Linked DNA regions of Homo sapiens: regions 1, 2, 3 and 5 are each linked to region 4. Evidence: chromatin contacts called from ENCODE Hi-C or POLR2A ChIA-PET data. All regions are on one chromosome and are shown on one strand. The core of a region is the stretch at or near the end of the contact, and the rest is flanking DNA. Distances in the headings are between cores, read along the strand shown. Region 1 holds the start of LINC02098 (long intergenic non-protein coding RNA 2098). Region 2 overlaps LOC124902787 (a long non-coding RNA gene). Region 3 has its middle 52 kb from the start of LINC02098. Region 4 has its middle 36 kb from the start of KCNJ1. Region 5 has its middle 77 kb from the start of LINC02098.

Region 1 (3,240 bases), core at 360-2,859, 620 kb after region 4:
AAGTGTACATGTCACAGCTGAGTCAGTCTATCTGTCTAGAACACTCCTCAACACTTACGCTGTTACTTGTCTGAAGAAGTCTGTTTTTCATCCTCTGTTTTGATGAATGCCCATATTTTTACTCAAACTTGAGCCTTTTTTCAACCAGTAAAAATAAACCTTCTTGTCCTAAATAAAAAAGACCACCTCAAAAGGTGGTTCAAAAGGCATCTTGGAAATCAAGTAGCACTTACGCAGCATGATTTGCTTGTATTACTGTAAGTGACAATGACTCAAAATCATATGGATTAAATTTTCTTACAAATAAATACAGGGTCACTAATATAGAGTTTGGTTTGTATTTTGCCAATACTACAGCAACTTAATAAGGAGTCGTAGCCTTTCTTGAACCAGAAGGATCTGCTGTTCAACAGTAGAAAGTAAAATGGATCACAAATATGTAATGTTCCAATAGATATCAAGGCATTCTAAAGTCTTTTTTAAAATTAGGCTAGCTGTTGATTTTGGTTATAGTTAAAAATTTGCAAATGCTGTAATTTTTAAGTTAACATAAACAAATACTATTGTGGTTAATTAAAACATTTCTTTTTTCATTAAAAGGCATTGCCAGTAATGAAACTAGGGACAAATATTTAAGACGAAAAGGGACAAGGAGCAAGTCACTGACAAAGCAAAACAAGAATTGAAAATTTCTTCTTCCAAGCCCCTTACTCATTTTTTGCCTTCCAACTTCATCTAGTGATTAAAGATAACATAATATTAACAGTAACACATAAGATGAAAATAGTACTAAATGCAATAATGCAACCTTAACTAAATGTAAAAAAGTAACTTAATATCCATGCTTAGAAATGGATTACTTAATGATTCAATAGTTGGACTCGTCCAGCTAACATATAGGCAAAATATGGTTCTAAACTGGAGAAATTATTATCTGAAGACAATTGATAAGATCCTCCTTTTTTCAGCCATGTCACCAGTTATATGTAAATAACTATAGGGTATATTGAATAATTCAACTTCATCTGGATAATGCTGGACAAAACTCTAGAGAGGAATTGTAAAAATCAAATGTTTTTATTTTTATAATTTTGACTCAAAGCCAAGTCTTACAGGATTTTGCTTGGAATTATATTCTTTTATTTGCAAGCAAAGAGTTCCCTAGGCTTTTAGATTGGCAGAGCTAGTAAAATACTGTTCATCTGAGGCTGTTGAATCTTAGCATTCTAAAAAGTTCCAGTCTACTACTGCTGCTAAACTTAACCTCAGGTGAGCCACACCACTGAGGCATGAGGTTCACTATTCTTTCCAGTGTATGAAGTGAAAGTTCCTTCTGCCTGTGGTTTGACGAACACACTCAGACAGGATCAACCTGAGTAAGGCCAGTTCTTTAGCTTTTCATTGCTTTGCCAATTACTACTTTAGTGCTTACCAGGTATTCAGGTACAGCGTGAGGTCCAAGCAATATTTTTAGTTCCAGGGAACTCAAAGTCTGGTAGTGCAGAGAAATGTTGAAATAAATAATTATGGTCAAATATGAATCTATAATAGAAGTAGACATAGAGTGCTGTGGTCTTTCAGAATTCCGAATGACTAGTTTTTTGAGGTTGGAGTTGGGGCGAGGCTGTATCAATTGTCTAGTACGGTGTAACAAATCATTCCAAAAAAGAACCTTCAAACAAAAGGTATTGTTCATGATTTTGCTCTGGGATCTGGGCTCAGCCACACAGCTCTTCTGTTGGCATCTCTTGGGATTACTCATGGTGTTTTGGCTGCAGCCAGAGGATCCAAGAAAGTTTCCTTCACATACTTGGCAGTAACATCGAATTTGCAGCTGAGTGTCTTGGCTCTCTTCCATGTGGCTTTTCCAGCATATTGACCCAGGTTTTTAATATGGGGGCAGCAGCTTTCCAAGAGAGTGAGAACAAAAACTGCAAGGCCTCTTGAGTGAGACTGGACAGTCACACAGTGCCACCTCTACTGCATTCAACTGGTGAGAACAATTAACTGGGCCATTCCAGAATCAAGAATGGGGAAAACTGTCTCCACCTCCTAATGCGAGGAGCTGAAAGAAGTGGCCATTCTAAACCACAGGGGTTAGTTAGGGAATATGTCAAAGCAACCACTTTTGAACTGGGCCCTAAAAGATTTGTGTGTGTTTTCTGTGCTTGAATGTGTGTGTGTGTGTGTGTATGTATGTGTGTGTTGGGACAAGGGATATTCCAGGAATGGCAGAGGGAACATTCCAAACTTAGTGATTAGCAGGAACAATGGGTGGTGCAATATTTGTGAAACTGCAAGTAAATGTACGTGGATGAATATAGAATGCATCATATCCTCTGGGGTAAGGGTAACCTGAAGAAGAATGATGGTGAAAGGAGTAAGAAAAAAAATAGGTCTAGAGAGGCAGGTTGGGCAAATATTGTGAAAGAGTTTATGTGAGCGACTCAGTGATGTGGAATTTATCCTGTAGGCACTGGGCAACCAGGAATCATTTTCACAAGTTTCAGGACTTTCAGGGAAGGCACTGACTAAACGTTTGTCACATAAATACAACCAAGTTAGTGACAGAATTTGATTTGCCATCCTTGAAAAACATTGGATAAGATTAAGAAGACCTTATAATTCTCCAGCTGACCTCTGTGTCTTCTTCCATCTGGGTCCCTGAACTACCAGTAGTAGCCCTCAATCTAATGGTGGCTTCCAAAGTGTTTCAAGTAGCGATCTAACTAGGGAAGGATGAAGACTAGAAAAGATCTTGAACAGGATACTTGGCTTTACACAACTGGTGTGCTTATTTGGAGTAGGTCTGGAGGTCTGCTCAAGATTAACAGTGGGGGTGCCAAGAAACAACACGTTGGCACCAAGACTGAGGAGCCCTCTTCTCCCAAGCTGCTCACCCCTGTGGTAATGTAGGTCAACAGTTGAAAGTTAATGTTGATGTTGATTATTGAATGAAAGAAACTTTTCCTTAGCTTAAAAAAAAACTTTCAAAGTAATTATAGACTCAGAGTGTTGTGCAAAAGAGTACCTAGGAACCCCTGCACCATTCACCCAGCTTCCCCCAAGCATGACATCATATTATAATGGTAGTACAACATCAAACAAGGAAATTGACATTGGTACATTGCTGTTAACTGGACTATAGATCTTATTTAGTTTTCAGTACTTTTACATGTATTCATGCATGTGTGTATGTATGTAGTTCTATGCAATTTGTCCGATATACAGATTCATATA
Region 2 (3,166 bases), core at 155-2,654, 510 kb after region 4:
ACATTACTATTCACTTAATTTTCGCATACTATTCACTTACTATTTACAGACTTTATTCAGATTTCACCAATTTTTCCACTAAAATTTAATCTTAAAATAAGCACTCCAGGAGATTCTGGTTCACAGATCAATGTTTTATAAACATTATTTTTTAAATGACAGATTGTGTCCAGGAAGCAGTGCCATATGTTGGAAAGTTGACCTAGGACTGAGGTTCTGTACACTGAATCTGGAACAGGTTCGAAAGCAGCCAGTGGAGATTCACTGCCTTCCACTGGGCCTAGTTTTCTCCATCTTTCAAAGAGAATGGTTTGAGAATTATCTGGAGTCTTCTAGAGAAAAGAAGCTCTAGAATGTAAAGTTGTTCTCTAGGTAAAAGCTTTCCAGACAGCTGCTGACAAAAGAGAAACTGGCTAGCACTTCTGAACTCTCTTAATAATTATATTATTATTAATTTGCATAAAAGAAGCAAGATTTCAACTAAATGGCAATGGTTCTAGGATTCTTTCACAGTAGTGTTAATTCCTTATATAAGGAGCATGGGAGTATTTTTCTGTAAGAATCAGCCTGACAGAGCCCTATAGAACTGAGCCTCTGAAGACGTGCACTGACCAGCACAGGGAAGAAGAGTTAAAGATCTCTAAACATGTGAAACGGCATTATTAATACTGCTCCAGGCATATGGTATGTTTCAGGAACCCTTTTAAGTTAGTCTTCTCATGTGGAAGATTTGGGAGCAAATGCGAAATGAACCCATGGGAACATCTTTATGACGCTGCTTTGGATGCAGCACTGAAGTGTGCCTTTCATGGTAGAAGGATGTGAAACCATAAACGGGAGACTGAAGATACTCCAAGGAAGCATTAAAACAAGGAAGCAGGCAGGGCACGGTGGCTCACGTCTGTGATCCCAGCACTTTGGGAGGCCAAGGCAGGCGGATCACGAGGTCAGGAGTTCGAGACTAGCCTGACCAACATGGTGAAACCCCATCTCTACTAAAAATACAAAAATTAGCCAGGCATGGTGGCACACACCTGTAATCCCAGCTACTCAAGAGGCTGAGGCAGGAGAATTGCTTGAACCCGAGAGGTGGAGATTGCAGTGAGCCGAGATGACACCACTGCACTCTAGCCTGGGTGACAGAGCGAGACTCTGTCTCAATGAAAAAAAAAAAAAAAAGAAGAGAAAAAAATAAGGAAGCAACGGTAATTCAAAGAGAGGGGAGGGCCTGGGCTGAAATCTGGTTTGGATTCTATTAATCTCAGTGACTTGGGAAAAGCCCTAGAGGGCCCTTAACAAAGGGAGAGGCAGTCATGACCTCGGCACCAGCATCTTGGCATCTTTTCAGAGAGGTGTCAAATCCTGGGGACCCCCTTGTGGTAGCCCTGACTCAGAAGGAAACATACCAGCTACTATAGTACATCATCGCATACCACTTCCTGAAGGGCTTTGGGTTTTCCCTAGAAGGCTATATTGCTATGTGCAGGTCCTGCCAGGAACAAGCTTGAGCTCAATAGCTAAAGGGGGGAGCGGGGGAAGAAGCAGAGCAGAACGTACACCTTTTGTGGTGTGTTTACTACATATACATACAGACTTGCCCCCACTCACAGTTTATTATCTGTGCCTTATAATCCATATATGGAAGATAGGCATGGAAGTAGAGAAAAACAAAATGGACCTTTAGAAGGAAGAGGGAAATAAATCAGTCAACGGCCTAGGTCAGCCTTTCCCAACTTTGTGAGCTTTGAAATAGCAGATATTATGCAAAGGCAGAATTCTACAGTCGGATAAGTTTAGGAAAGATTGGATAAAACAAATTCGAACAGTATGAAGATTTCTTAAAGAACTAAAGGAAGAATTACCATTTGATCCAGCAATCCCACTGCTGGGTATCTACCCAGAAGAAAAGAAGTCATTATGTGAAAAAGACACTTGCACATTTGTGTTTATAGCAGCACAATTTGCAATTGCAAAAATATGGAACCAGCCCACCAACAAATGAGTGGATACAGAAAATGTAATACATATGTGTGTGTGTGTGTGTGTGTATACCATGGAATACTACTCAGCCATAAAAAGGAACAACATAATGGCATCCACAGCAATCTAGATGGAGTTGGAGATCATTATTCTAAGTGAAGTAATACAAGAATGAAAAAACAAACATTGTATACTCTTACTTATAAGTGGGAGCTAAGTTATGAGGACACAAAGGCATAAGAATAATATAATGGACTTTGGGGACTCAGGGAGAAGGGTGGGAAGGGGGTGAGGAATAAAAGTCTAACATTGGGTACAGTGTACACTGCTCAGGTGACAGGGGCGCCAAAATCTCAGAAATCAACAATAAAGAATCTATCCATGTAAAAACCATCTGTTCCCCAAAAGCTATTGAAATAAAAATAAACAAATACATAAATATAAACATTTATTATTAGATCTCTTAGAATTGTTAATATACTGATGGAATTGTACATTTATTTTCTCACATTTATGTCATTAAACAAATGTTTTTAAAATCATCGTGCAGTAGAACTCTGTGGAGCACCCTTTGGGAAACACTGAGCTACTTGCTTGAGCAGTACCACTTCCTGAGCTTCTTGGCAGGCAAGAAAATTAGAGAAACATGATGGGCTATTGTTTTTTAACCAGATATAAGCCTATCATTTTTTTTTAGATTCTAAGTTGTAAATAAATTTTTGGATTAGTTATGTACTGCAAAGAGTCATTGAACCACATAATGACACACAATAAACTATCTCTTTAAAAATGGTTTAATTATACATGTAGAATAATTTTGTATGTTTTTATTTTTACTGTATCAAATATTGGGTATGAGACATTTTGCATCGGGAGAAGGGGAGTAGGCCTGTTGCTTTCTGATAGTCTAGTTAGATAGAAATCACTAAATTTAGAATACCTTGAACTTCTTTTCCTTGAACGCAAATTCATTTATCTATGAATAAGCATTATGATTATGACTGCAGTTGAAATACCCTAATTTGACTTTCGAGTCTCCAGCAGGATCCATAAACTGCTTCTCAATTGAAGGAATTTCCATAAGCTTTTGATACCAGACCTGCATATTAGCCACTTTGGATATTTTGACATTTGAGAAGGCTGGTCTCTTCTTTCACCTAAACATAAGCTCTTCCATCTCTTCCAA
Region 3 (3,054 bases), core at 499-2,998, 570 kb after region 4:
AGAGTTCATTTACCCCTTCTTCCCTTTTTCTCTGTCATTAGCCTTCCTTCCTCTAGCCCAGCCCCCCTCCCTATGTCCTGTTTCTCTTCACCACCTCTGCCCCCACTACTCTGCATACACAGAGATAGAAAAGGATGATTGTATTCACATGGCCAGCAGAGTCTGTTATTTCTACCGTGCGAAAGTCAGGAGTGAGCGATTAGAGTCCAGCAGATCAGAGGATGCACAGAGAGAAGACGGTGACGGACTCATATTTCTGGGCCATGGAAGTGGGAGATGGAGAATAAGAGGCATAGCACAGCAGATAGGAGACAGTTTTGGTTTGGATTTAGGTCAGGATTTAGGCATTTCCCACAAATGGGAAAGGGAAGACATTCTAACAAAAAGGATTCATTTAGATCAGGATGTGATCTTTTGGGTTGAGAATCAAAGGAGTCAAACTGTAGTGGCTGCCTGAAGGGATAAAGGGAGATGGAAATAAAAGCACTTTACTAATTCCTGCCACTGAAATGTGGTATTACTGTTTTTTCCCCATTGAGCTCCTGTTTATTTCCTCTCAGGTGAACCTCTTGTGCTACCTCTTATCCAATGATTGTCAGCTTCTTCAGGCTGGAAGTGTCATGTCAATCAGAAATAAATGGGGGTGGATGAAAGAAGAATTTGAAGCAGAGCTGTCTTAAGCTTTACTCACGCCGGACAATGTCCGAATCACTATGATTTTTTTTCAGAAGAGGAAATCTCAGTAATAAGTGGAAAAGGTACAGCAGTATTAAACAGGAAGGTTTCTTGTCATCTTTTCTAATGAGTTTCTTTGATCACTGGCTATGCTCTTCCCCGCTAAAACCTGCTACTCTGAAGGAACATGAGCTGTTGCATTTACCTCCTTGTTGTCCCATGGCTTCAGGGCCTGCAGTGGATGGAGCTGACTTCATTTCTTTCTTCTCAATGCTAGGGATGATTTCTATTATGTACTTCTTGTGAAGTCTTATGCCCTGATGGAGATCATGTATTTTCAGAAGTCGTCTGGGAACATAATTCCATATCCTACTGATGTTGCTGATACGAACAGAAGGCAAGGGAGATACTGGGTAGAAGAGGGCAGTTCCCCAGCAAAGCCTCAAGCCTGGAAACCTACGGCCCTAAATGGGAACAGGCATTCCTGTTTCTGCACCCAAACGTTGCCTTTTGGCCTGCCACGCCCCCCATCCTGTACCCATATAAACTCCAAACCCCAGGCTCCATGAGCAGAAGAGCAGAGGAATAGAAGAGTGGCAAGGCAAAGAAGGAGAGAAGAGAAGAAGCATCTGAATATCAAGAGGAGTTCAGCTGGGGGCAGTTGGAGAGAAGATCAGCCGCAGGCTGGCTGAACTCCAGGTGAAGATCTCATCTTCCCACTCCATTCCCTTTCATCCCGCTGAGAGCCACCTCCATCTGGCAATAAAATTCCCAGCATTTACCATCCTTCAATTTGTCTGTGTGACCTGATTTTTCCTGGATGCCAGACAAGAACCTGGCTACCAAGAGGGCACTGAGCTGGTTAACGTTTAAGCTGTCTGTGGATGTCAGAGCTAAAAGGAGCACTGCAACAAGCCCATCAAGGTTTCAGGAGTTGCAGGTACTCTCCCCAGACGCTACTGTGGGGCTGGAGCCCAAAAGTGCTCATCCCGGCTCCTGCGCCTGCCTGTCTGAATGGTCCCCCTCCTGTAAGCGGTTTGAGCATGTGGTGGCCAAACAGATAAGCCACACCCCTCTAGAACTTCCTGTGAGGGGGGTCAGGGAACTCTCCCATCTCATTGCTTCTGGTTAAGATCTTCCATATGTAATTTGAATTCTACATTTTCGGAGTAAGCTCAGATCATGTTAATTTTGCTTTTGCTCTAGAATATTTTCTGTTTCCTATTTATGTGAGGAAACATTATAGCAGAATGTCCACATTCTAGACCTAAAGTATCTCCTAGCTGGTATGCCACAGTGGCTCATTTTCAAGGAGCTGAGTTACAGATAGGAAAAATATTGCCTGACTATTACACCTTTCTCGAAAAAGCTAAGCATACCCTTCCTGGCCCTGTTTTTGTGGGAATGCAGCAGCTCATATGAATATCATTAGAAAAAGAATAAACTCTCTCTACATCCCTTTCACTCTCATGGCATTAAGCAAGATCAGGCCTTGATTATAAGGCACGTGGGCTTTTGTCCAAGGAGCAAATTAAATAAGTGACCTTTTCAAGGAAAAAGAGGAATACTGTAGTACTCAATGATATCATAGTTTCTGAGAGCAGCCTGAGATCAAAAGTAAAGGCGGATTTTGAGGAAAAAATGATGCAATGAATGTGTGAATAAAAGTAGTCAGAAATTTGATCTAAGGTTTCAGATAGTAAATCAAAATAATTTATTTGAGTCTCTACATGATCTCTCTCTCTCTCTTTCTCTTCTGTTGGAATTAGATACTTGGATTTCATTAGTTATTTTATTTTCTTGTTTACTCTGTGGCCTTTCCCTGTAGCAGGAACACTCAAGCTATTCAAAGGAGAAGAAGCCAAATAAATCAAATTCTTTAAGTCACAGCTTAGAGATACTTGCTGGTTCCTGTAGACCTTGAATCTCCAGAAAGATCTGGGATAATTTAAATGTGAGAGTAAGAGAGATTTAGAACTTTGCAACCATAAAACTTATATTTGACTGAAGATATGGGCCAGTGGATACAACTTCCTGAGGAATATAAATATGCCAAATATGCAAAAGAATATTTGATCACCCATGACTGGAGGAAAGCTACTAAGTGACTCTGCCAGGCCATACTGTTGACTTATTTGTAAAAGGAGGAGGCTGAAAATATGAAAGACACCTTTAGAAGTAAGTGAGAGCCAAGAAAATACAACAAGAGAGGAACGTATTCTCATCCACTGACTCCCATAGCACACAGACTTTGGAGTCAAAGGGTTGAGGGCTGTGTGACCTTCTCATAGTTGTTAACTGTTCTGAGCCTTCGCTAACATGATTGAGAATGAAAATCATCATAGACTGGTTTCAGTGTATTGTTGGTGCCCCAAAGCA
Region 4 (3,265 bases), core at 209-2,708:
AGATTAGAGAATTAGAGGCAGAAACTAACTTTTGAGGGAGGCAGAGAAAGTGTCGTCATTTCCATTTTTCAGGATGGGAAACTGAGTCTCAGAGACCCTATGACTTGCCCAGGTCATGTAGCTGTGAAGTGGGGAAGCAGGGGTCAGAAGCCAGGGTGCCTGCCTGCTAGTTAGCCCAGCGTTCTTTCCTGTGCCTCTCCCCTTTCCTGGAGCCACCCACAAACTTTGTGCCTGGCAGTCACTGTTCCTGAAGGAAAATGCACCTGGAAGGTGGTAGCCAGGATCAGAAAGGCAGGTGAGTCTGGGAATGGATAAAGCCCTGCACCCTTGCACTGCTTCTTTTGGGAACACAGAGGCCACGTGTATCTACAGTTGCACTTAGCATCTGAGGAAGCTGGGAAGCCCTCACTGGAAGGGAAGACACGGAGGCACCTTCATCTACACCAACAAAGTGAAAGTAAGCAATCACTAATGAGTGGGCTGTTGAGGCCACCAGCAAAGTTGTTTTTAGTTGAACTAAAAATGGCAAGTAGAGACCACAATTATCCCTATGGTTATCTCAGTTCCCCACATCAATGGCCAGATGCAACCTGAACCTGTGATAGCCTCGGAAAAACACAGCCTGATGAAGCATAAAAGAAAAAAGTAGGCAAGGAAGGAGGAGGGATGAAGGCAAGAAATAAGGTGCAAGGTTCAGGGGCTTTGAAGACAGACAGATTTGGGTCAAATCCCAGATTTCCCACTTATTGGCTGTGTTTAGCTTGAACAAATTCTTAGCCTTTCTGAGTCTTTTTTCCAGTTGTGAACAACAATAATACCTACCTTAAAGGGATAGTGTACAGATATAGTATGAAATAATATTTAACAAAACACTATGTAAAGAACCTAGCACTGTGTCTGATATAGGCTCCCAATAAGCGGTAGTTTGAGTGATGATGATTATTCTGCCGATGATGGGCAAGGCCAAGGCAGGGTGGGTCTGGCTGATGAGCGGGGGTCCCATGCTGTGCCCTCGTTTCCTCTGTCCTGGGCCTCATCGTTTCCCAGCCTACATTCCTGGCCTTGCTTTCCATTTCCAGGCTTGATTTTAACCTGAGACACAGTAGCTCACCTTCCTCCCTGTGCCTGCCTCCGAGGTGAACTCACAGAATCCTAGAAGCTTAGCGGTGAGAGGGACCTAGGCAAAGCCTGACCCTACCCTGTTATTTCATAAGTGGAGAAACTTAGGGTCCCTAAGTTTCTGCAGGGGGGCCTGTTCAAGAGGAATAATGTGTCTTACCCAGCTTCAGAAAGAGTCGATTGCTGACCCATCCTGTGCTTCAGATTTCCCCCTGGGTGGAAGTGAAGACAGGGGAGGGTAGGGGTCGAGGGGGGATCCTACTAGAATGGGCAATCCTGAACTAACCTGCACTTTGTTGGCGAGGTGTGCTTTGGCCAGCAGGTGGCGCCATATACTTCCAGATCGCAAAAGTGAAACTGACCTGGTTGAAAAGTAGTCTGCCTCTGACGGTTAAGAGGGCTTGGCTATACCCAGAAAGCTCTTAATAATGCTTAGAATATTTAACAGAGATATATAAAATATTGGGCCTTCTAGTCATTGCTGGGGTGATAAAATGACCGTGAAAGACATAAAAAAATTTAAATTGTGATTTAAATATAGAAGTTTATCATTCTAGAGAGATTAGACTGGCTCGAAGAGGAAGTTGTTACCATGTGTTAGAGTCTATGAGATTCCATGTGCTTTACATTTTCCTGACAATAAAGCTGACATAATACCATGACTCCCATTTTACAGATGAGAAGTCTGAGGCCCAGAGAGGTTAAGATGCATGCTCATGGTCCATACACGGCTAGTCAGGGCAGAGCTGCTATGTATCTATATATTCAACATTTATACAGGGTTTATTATGAGCAGACATTATTTTAAGTGCTTTATAAGTATCTACTCATTTAATCCCAGTAACAACTGTAGATAGCAGAACAGGCACTTTTGAAAGCACAGGTTAGTCTGGGTCAAAATTCATGGGCTTTCCCAGGAACAGGCCAGCTCCTGTCTCCCGGAGGCCTGAGTCCAAATTCTTTTTCAGTTGCTTTCATATGAATTTGGTAACTCGCTTACCCTCTCTGAGTTGTGGGTTTCTCATTCGTAAGCTGATGATAATGAAACCAACCCCATGTGGCTGTTGAGAAGATCAATTAGTAGAACACATGACACAGAATTAACCACAAAGTCATATTCCTTGTTAAGGGATTATTTTTACCACAGACACCTAATAGATGAATTCACATAAACGCATGTTTGTTGCAGGATTATGTGTAGGGGTGAAAAGCCTAAGTGTACTATGACAGGGAAATCAGTTAATGCAGTGTGAAATGCTACGCTATTTTTTTTTTTTTTGAGATGGAATCTCCCTCCTGTCGCCCAGGCTGGAGAGCAGTGACGCGATCTCAGCTCACTGCAACCTCCACCTCCCGGGTTCAAGTGATTCTCCTGCCTCAGCCTCCTGAGTAGCTGGGATTACAGGCATGCGCCAACACTCTTGGCTAATTTTTTGCATTTTTAGTAGAGATGGTGTTTCACCATGTTGGTCAGGCTGGTCTCAAACTCCTGACCTCGTGATCCATCCGCCTCGGTCTCCCAAAGTGCTGGGATTACAGGCGTGAGCCACCGCGCCCAGCCTGCTATTTTAAACAAATATTTGGGCACTGAACAATGTCCTACAGACACATTTAGAAAATAAAATACACTAGGAGCTCCATGGAGCTCATATTCTTGGGGCAGCTGACAGGGCACACCAATGTCAGAGGGGAGAATTGGCACAAGGCATCCTTACCTAGTGTGAGGCACCGAGGAGAGAGAGCTTCTCTGAGAAAAAGACATGGAAGTGAAATGTGAAGCAAAAGGAAGAGTTAGTCAAATGATGGGTGGAGGGGAGTCCAGGAAGAGGAAATGTGTCCAAGGTTCAGGATGTGAGAGCACAACACTCCATACACCACATCTTAAAAATAAGGAATGATTTTAGACAATGTCCTCAAAACATCAAATGAAAGAAGTGTGTACCAGAAATTATAAACATTTTTTTAGCTAAAAAAGGTTTTAAGTGTGAAATGTTTTTTAAAATGTAGAATTTTGTTGCATATATATGTGCATATACGTGTACCCAAAAAGACTCAGAAGTAAACATAAATGCATTCTTTCACTTATTCACTCACTCTATCATTCACTCATCAAATGTGTTTTGAGAGCCTGTGGCACTGGGGCCTG
Region 5 (3,401 bases), core at 669-3,168, 550 kb after region 4:
ACCGTGAGAGGAAGGTCTGAAGATAGTTCATTTGTTAGTAACAAGAGCTGACAAAGCGTAACGAAGAAGGTCCTTAGATAACATGTGCTTATTATGGATCAAATCAGCACCATGCTATGAATTTCTTGAGCTACTCTTGGATGCTGGGGAGTGGGAAAAGAGAAAACAGGAGGCAGAAGCTAGCACTAGAAGTAAGAAGAACAGCCAAGCACATGAGGATTCCAGCGTTTGAAAGAGAGAAGCACTGACAAGGCCACCTCAGGACCAGAAGTGGGCAGGAAAATGGGAAATCAGGGATTCACTGAGGGACAACAGATCACAATGAAGGGTGAGAAATTGCTGTGGCCTTATTGTGATCAGAAGGCAGGAGGCCTGATATTAAGGTGAATTCCAAAAGCATGAATGCATGTGAGTTTTGCTTACCAACTCTGCGCCTCACTATTATGATCCTAATAGTCAATATGACATGCGAGCTCCTTGTCCTCATGGAGCTGTGATCTATAGCAATGGCAGGAGGCAGAAAGAAACAGACAATATGAAAAAAATAAGTAAAGAAAATATCAGGTGGTGATGATGATATAAACAGAGTGATGTGACTGAAGGTGGCTGGGGTTACCATACACTAATTGGGAAAGGAAGGTCTCAAAGAACAGCTAAGTCAACACCTGAATGACTAGATAGAGGCAACCATGTGATAAGAGATCACAAGAAATGCTCTAGCATTGGGGGATAAAAGGAAAAGAGGCATCAAGGATAACTTCTAAACTTTTGGCTCAAACAACTGCAGGTCCTGTTTACAGAGATGAGAAAGACTACAGAGGAGCAGATTTGAAGTGGGTGAGGGTGAGGATTGGCATTATAGAAAATCAGGAATTCTCTTTTGCCACATGAAGATGTCAAATGCTGGTCCTGGAAATGGTTCTAGGCACAAAGAGAGCATAGATGAAGGCCAAAGGGTTTTAAGGTCAGAGTATTAAGAGTAAAGAACCTTAGCTTGCAATATGAATCATAAATGTCATTCTTGTTCAATGTCTTGAGGTTGTTACAGATGCGGGCAGGATGCCAGTTGAGAAGAAAAATCCAAAACTAAAACAATAAACTTGAATTGAAATTGCAAGGAACAAGGGTTGAATGTCCTGATGACATCCTAAAGGCTAGTGGATAATGGATAATTGGGAAAGGGATATGGAGGTAGACTCCATATATAGTAGCAGTTGATAGAAATTAAATATATTTCCTTAACAATATTTACAATATTTGGCAATTGAGCAAAGTGCTTGTTAGCACAGGTACATACAAAAATCAAATGTAGGGAGTGAGACACCTTACAATAGGTGAAAGTATTAAATACAGTAACTATGGAGGCAGAGTATTAAGGGATTGATCCAAGATTTTACAACCTAAGAGAGTGGCAGAGAGGGACCTCAGAAGATCCAGCTTGAAGCTTGCAATTCGCACACGTTCAACCTAAGATTTCTTCTTTTTTGCACTGCTTGTGTGTGTGTGTTTGTGTGTGTGTGTTTGTGTGTGTGTTTCCAGCACAGCTTTTGGCTACTATTTCTCTAAGCAAACATGTGATTCTAATGAAATTTGCTGAATTTCAAGCAGCCACACGTGTATGAAAGCTGCCCAAGTTGGATATTTGTGGAATGCTGATTTTCCATACATATCAACATTTGGTAATTATCATCAGAACTATTCATGCAAGTTTAAAAGTGGAAATAAAATTAAGAGAGATTCAATAAGGACCTCAGATGACCTACTGGGCAACCCTCCGAGGTAATCAGTCCTTCAATGAGTGGATAACCATCCTGTCCTATGTAGTTAGGCATTCTCTTTAGTTCAGCCTCTCCTGGAAATCTTAACAGAAACATCTGCCATTTCCTCTTAAAACCCCACACATAGAGTGGGGTGGCACCTCGCTAACTGATGAGCTACAAGCAAGTTGTAATAAGTATGTTTCTAAATTGACATAAATTGGTGTTTGTATTCTTTTCTAATTTTGTAAGTTTCCCAAGGCCTGCTTCTTTCTGTTTTGTTTTGCTTTTTCTGTCTCAAAGGCTTAGCATATAGGTTTTGAATAAGAATACCACTGGCATAGTCTATTAGTTATTGATTGCTATGGGACAGATTACCCCTAATTACCTTAGCTGTTGAATGAAAACAACAAACACTTCTTCTCCGTGGGTTTCCTTGGGTCAGGAATCTGGAATTGGCTTAGCCTCATCGTTCAGACATAGGGTCTTGTCAAAAGGTTGCGACTAAAATGTTAGCCAGGGTTGCAGTCATTTCAAGGCTCAACTCAGAGAGCATCCACTTCCAAGCTCACACACGTGGCTGTTAGCAGCCCTCAACTGCATGCCAAGTGGGCAGGGTAGCTGGCTTCCCCCAAACTGAAGTGATCTAAGAGAGTTTTGAGAGAGAACCTAAGACTGAAGGCATGGTTTTCTTATAACCAAATATTGCAAGTGATTTCCTATCATTGGTACAGTAGTCTATTCATTAGAAGCAAGTCCCTAAGTCCTCCCAACACTGAAGGGAGGGGAAGTACACGGGGTATGATTATCAGAAGGTAGGGGCCATTGGGGACCGTCTCGCAGATTGACTCCCACACATGAGGAGTCATATGAGGCTCGTGTTGCAGATGGGAAACTGATACTCTGTCAGGAGTTTAATTTACCCAAATCCATGCCTCTCAGAAATGGAGCAAAAATCAATGTGTCAATGTAAGCAAAATTTGGATCAGCCTGATTCCAAAAATCTGTGTTTTTCCTAGCACATTTAGCTGCGATATAGTATTATTATGTTGATAGTCACACAAAAACTTGTACCTGAACTGTTAAAATAATTTAATATGGTTGTAAAAATGGCTTAGCAAGCTGCTTCTCCAGAACTTTATTTATCCAATTAAGATCTGCCAAAGACTTACTCTATGGCCATACACCGTATCACCACTGCCAATCAAAGGAGATTAAAAAAAAAAGTCCATGCCTTAAAGGAATTCAACATTTAATGTGGAAAACAAACTTATAAGTAGATAATAACAATATAAAATGATTAATAGAACACAGAACTATAGAATCCAGAGAAGGTGGAGAGTATCTGTTTTAAGTTGCAGAGGAATGTGACATTTGCTACAGGGAGATGGGTCTCAATAGATGAGTAAAAGACAGGGAGGACAGATTGGGGTGACTGATACTACAGAAAGAGAGAAAAATAAGCTGAAAAATATATTTTCAGGGTAGCTTAGCAGTTTAAAAGCATGGGTTGTTTTAGAACCACTCCTTATTAACTATGTAAGCTTGGGGAGGTTTTCAACCTTCTGTGCCTCAGCTTTCCCATCTGTAAAATGGAGTACAAGAGTAAAGTCCACCTCATGGTATTACTGTAAAGATAAATAA

The links. A loop is a pair of places that touch in the nucleus more often than their neighbours do. ChIA-PET counts read pairs that join two places held with the same protein, here RNA polymerase II (POLR2A). Pooled maps may share reads with other maps.
Region 1: a pooled map shows a loop between it and region 4 (1.9-fold over the local background). The contact joins the promoter of LINC02098 here to the enhancer-like site in region 4. A Hi-C loop is called at or near these places in 1 of 168 maps with a recorded cell type or tissue (naive thymus-derived CD4-positive, alpha-beta T cell) and 7 of 50 pooled maps. POLR2A ChIA-PET finds 5 or more read pairs at or near these places in 2 of 52 experiments (activated T-cell and naive thymus-derived CD4-positive, alpha-beta T cell).
Region 2: a pooled map shows a loop between it and region 4 (5-fold over the local background). The contact joins two enhancer-like sites. A Hi-C loop is called at or near these places in 1 of 37 single-sample maps with no recorded cell type and 6 of 50 pooled maps. POLR2A ChIA-PET finds 5 or more read pairs at or near these places in 4 of 52 experiments (CD8-positive, alpha-beta memory T cell, T-cell, activated CD4-positive, alpha-beta T cell and 1 more).
Region 3: a loop to region 4 is called in a map of transverse colon, with 2.5 times the contacts of the local background. The contact joins two enhancer-like sites. A Hi-C loop is called at or near these places in 2 of 168 maps with a recorded cell type or tissue (GM23248 and transverse colon). POLR2A ChIA-PET finds 5 or more read pairs at or near these places in 1 of 52 experiments (OCI-LY7).
Region 5: a loop to region 4 is called in a map of CD8-positive, alpha-beta T cell, with 4 times the contacts of the local background. The contact joins two enhancer-like sites. A Hi-C loop is called at or near these places in 77 of 168 maps with a recorded cell type or tissue (A673, B cell, CD4-positive, alpha-beta T cell and 47 more), 37 of 37 single-sample maps with no recorded cell type and 49 of 50 pooled maps. POLR2A ChIA-PET finds 5 or more read pairs at or near these places in 4 of 52 experiments (CD4-positive, alpha-beta T cell, CD4-positive, alpha-beta memory T cell, activated CD4-positive, alpha-beta T cell and 1 more).

Annotation. Positions count from the first base shown.
Region 1 is chr11:128,207,135-128,210,374 of GRCh38, reverse strand. It overlaps LINC02098 (long intergenic non-protein coding RNA 2098), which reads right to left and starts at 1,609. Exons shown (of 4, transcript NR_146647.1): 1 at 1,433-1,609. RefSeq lists an enhancer at 1-28.
Region 2 is chr11:128,317,294-128,320,459 of GRCh38, reverse strand. All of the region lies in intron 1 of LOC124902787 (a long non-coding RNA gene), which reads left to right. Among named protein-coding and RNA genes, the nearest start is that of LINC02098, 110 kb to the right of the region's middle. Within about 2 kb of position 1,404, at least 4 of the 41 ENCODE cell types and tissues checked have a DNase peak (open chromatin) inside an H3K27ac peak, as active enhancers do.
Region 3 is chr11:128,259,730-128,262,783 of GRCh38, reverse strand. No RefSeq gene overlaps it. Among named protein-coding and RNA genes, the nearest start is that of LINC02098, 52 kb to the right of the region's middle. Within about 2 kb of position 1,748, at least 2 of the 41 ENCODE cell types and tissues checked have a DNase peak (open chromatin) inside an H3K27ac peak, as active enhancers do.
Region 4 is chr11:128,829,529-128,832,793 of GRCh38, reverse strand. No RefSeq gene overlaps it. Among named protein-coding and RNA genes, the nearest start is that of KCNJ1, 36 kb to the left of the region's middle. Within about 2 kb of position 1,458, at least 14 of the 41 ENCODE cell types and tissues checked have a DNase peak (open chromatin) inside an H3K27ac peak, as active enhancers do; they include CD8-positive, alpha-beta T cell and natural killer cell, where a contact is called at or near this core.
Region 5 is chr11:128,284,013-128,287,413 of GRCh38, reverse strand. No RefSeq gene overlaps it. Among named protein-coding and RNA genes, the nearest start is that of LINC02098, 77 kb to the right of the region's middle. Within about 2 kb of position 1,918, at least 2 of the 41 ENCODE cell types and tissues checked have a DNase peak (open chromatin) inside an H3K27ac peak, as active enhancers do; they include CD8-positive, alpha-beta T cell and natural killer cell, where a contact is called at or near this core.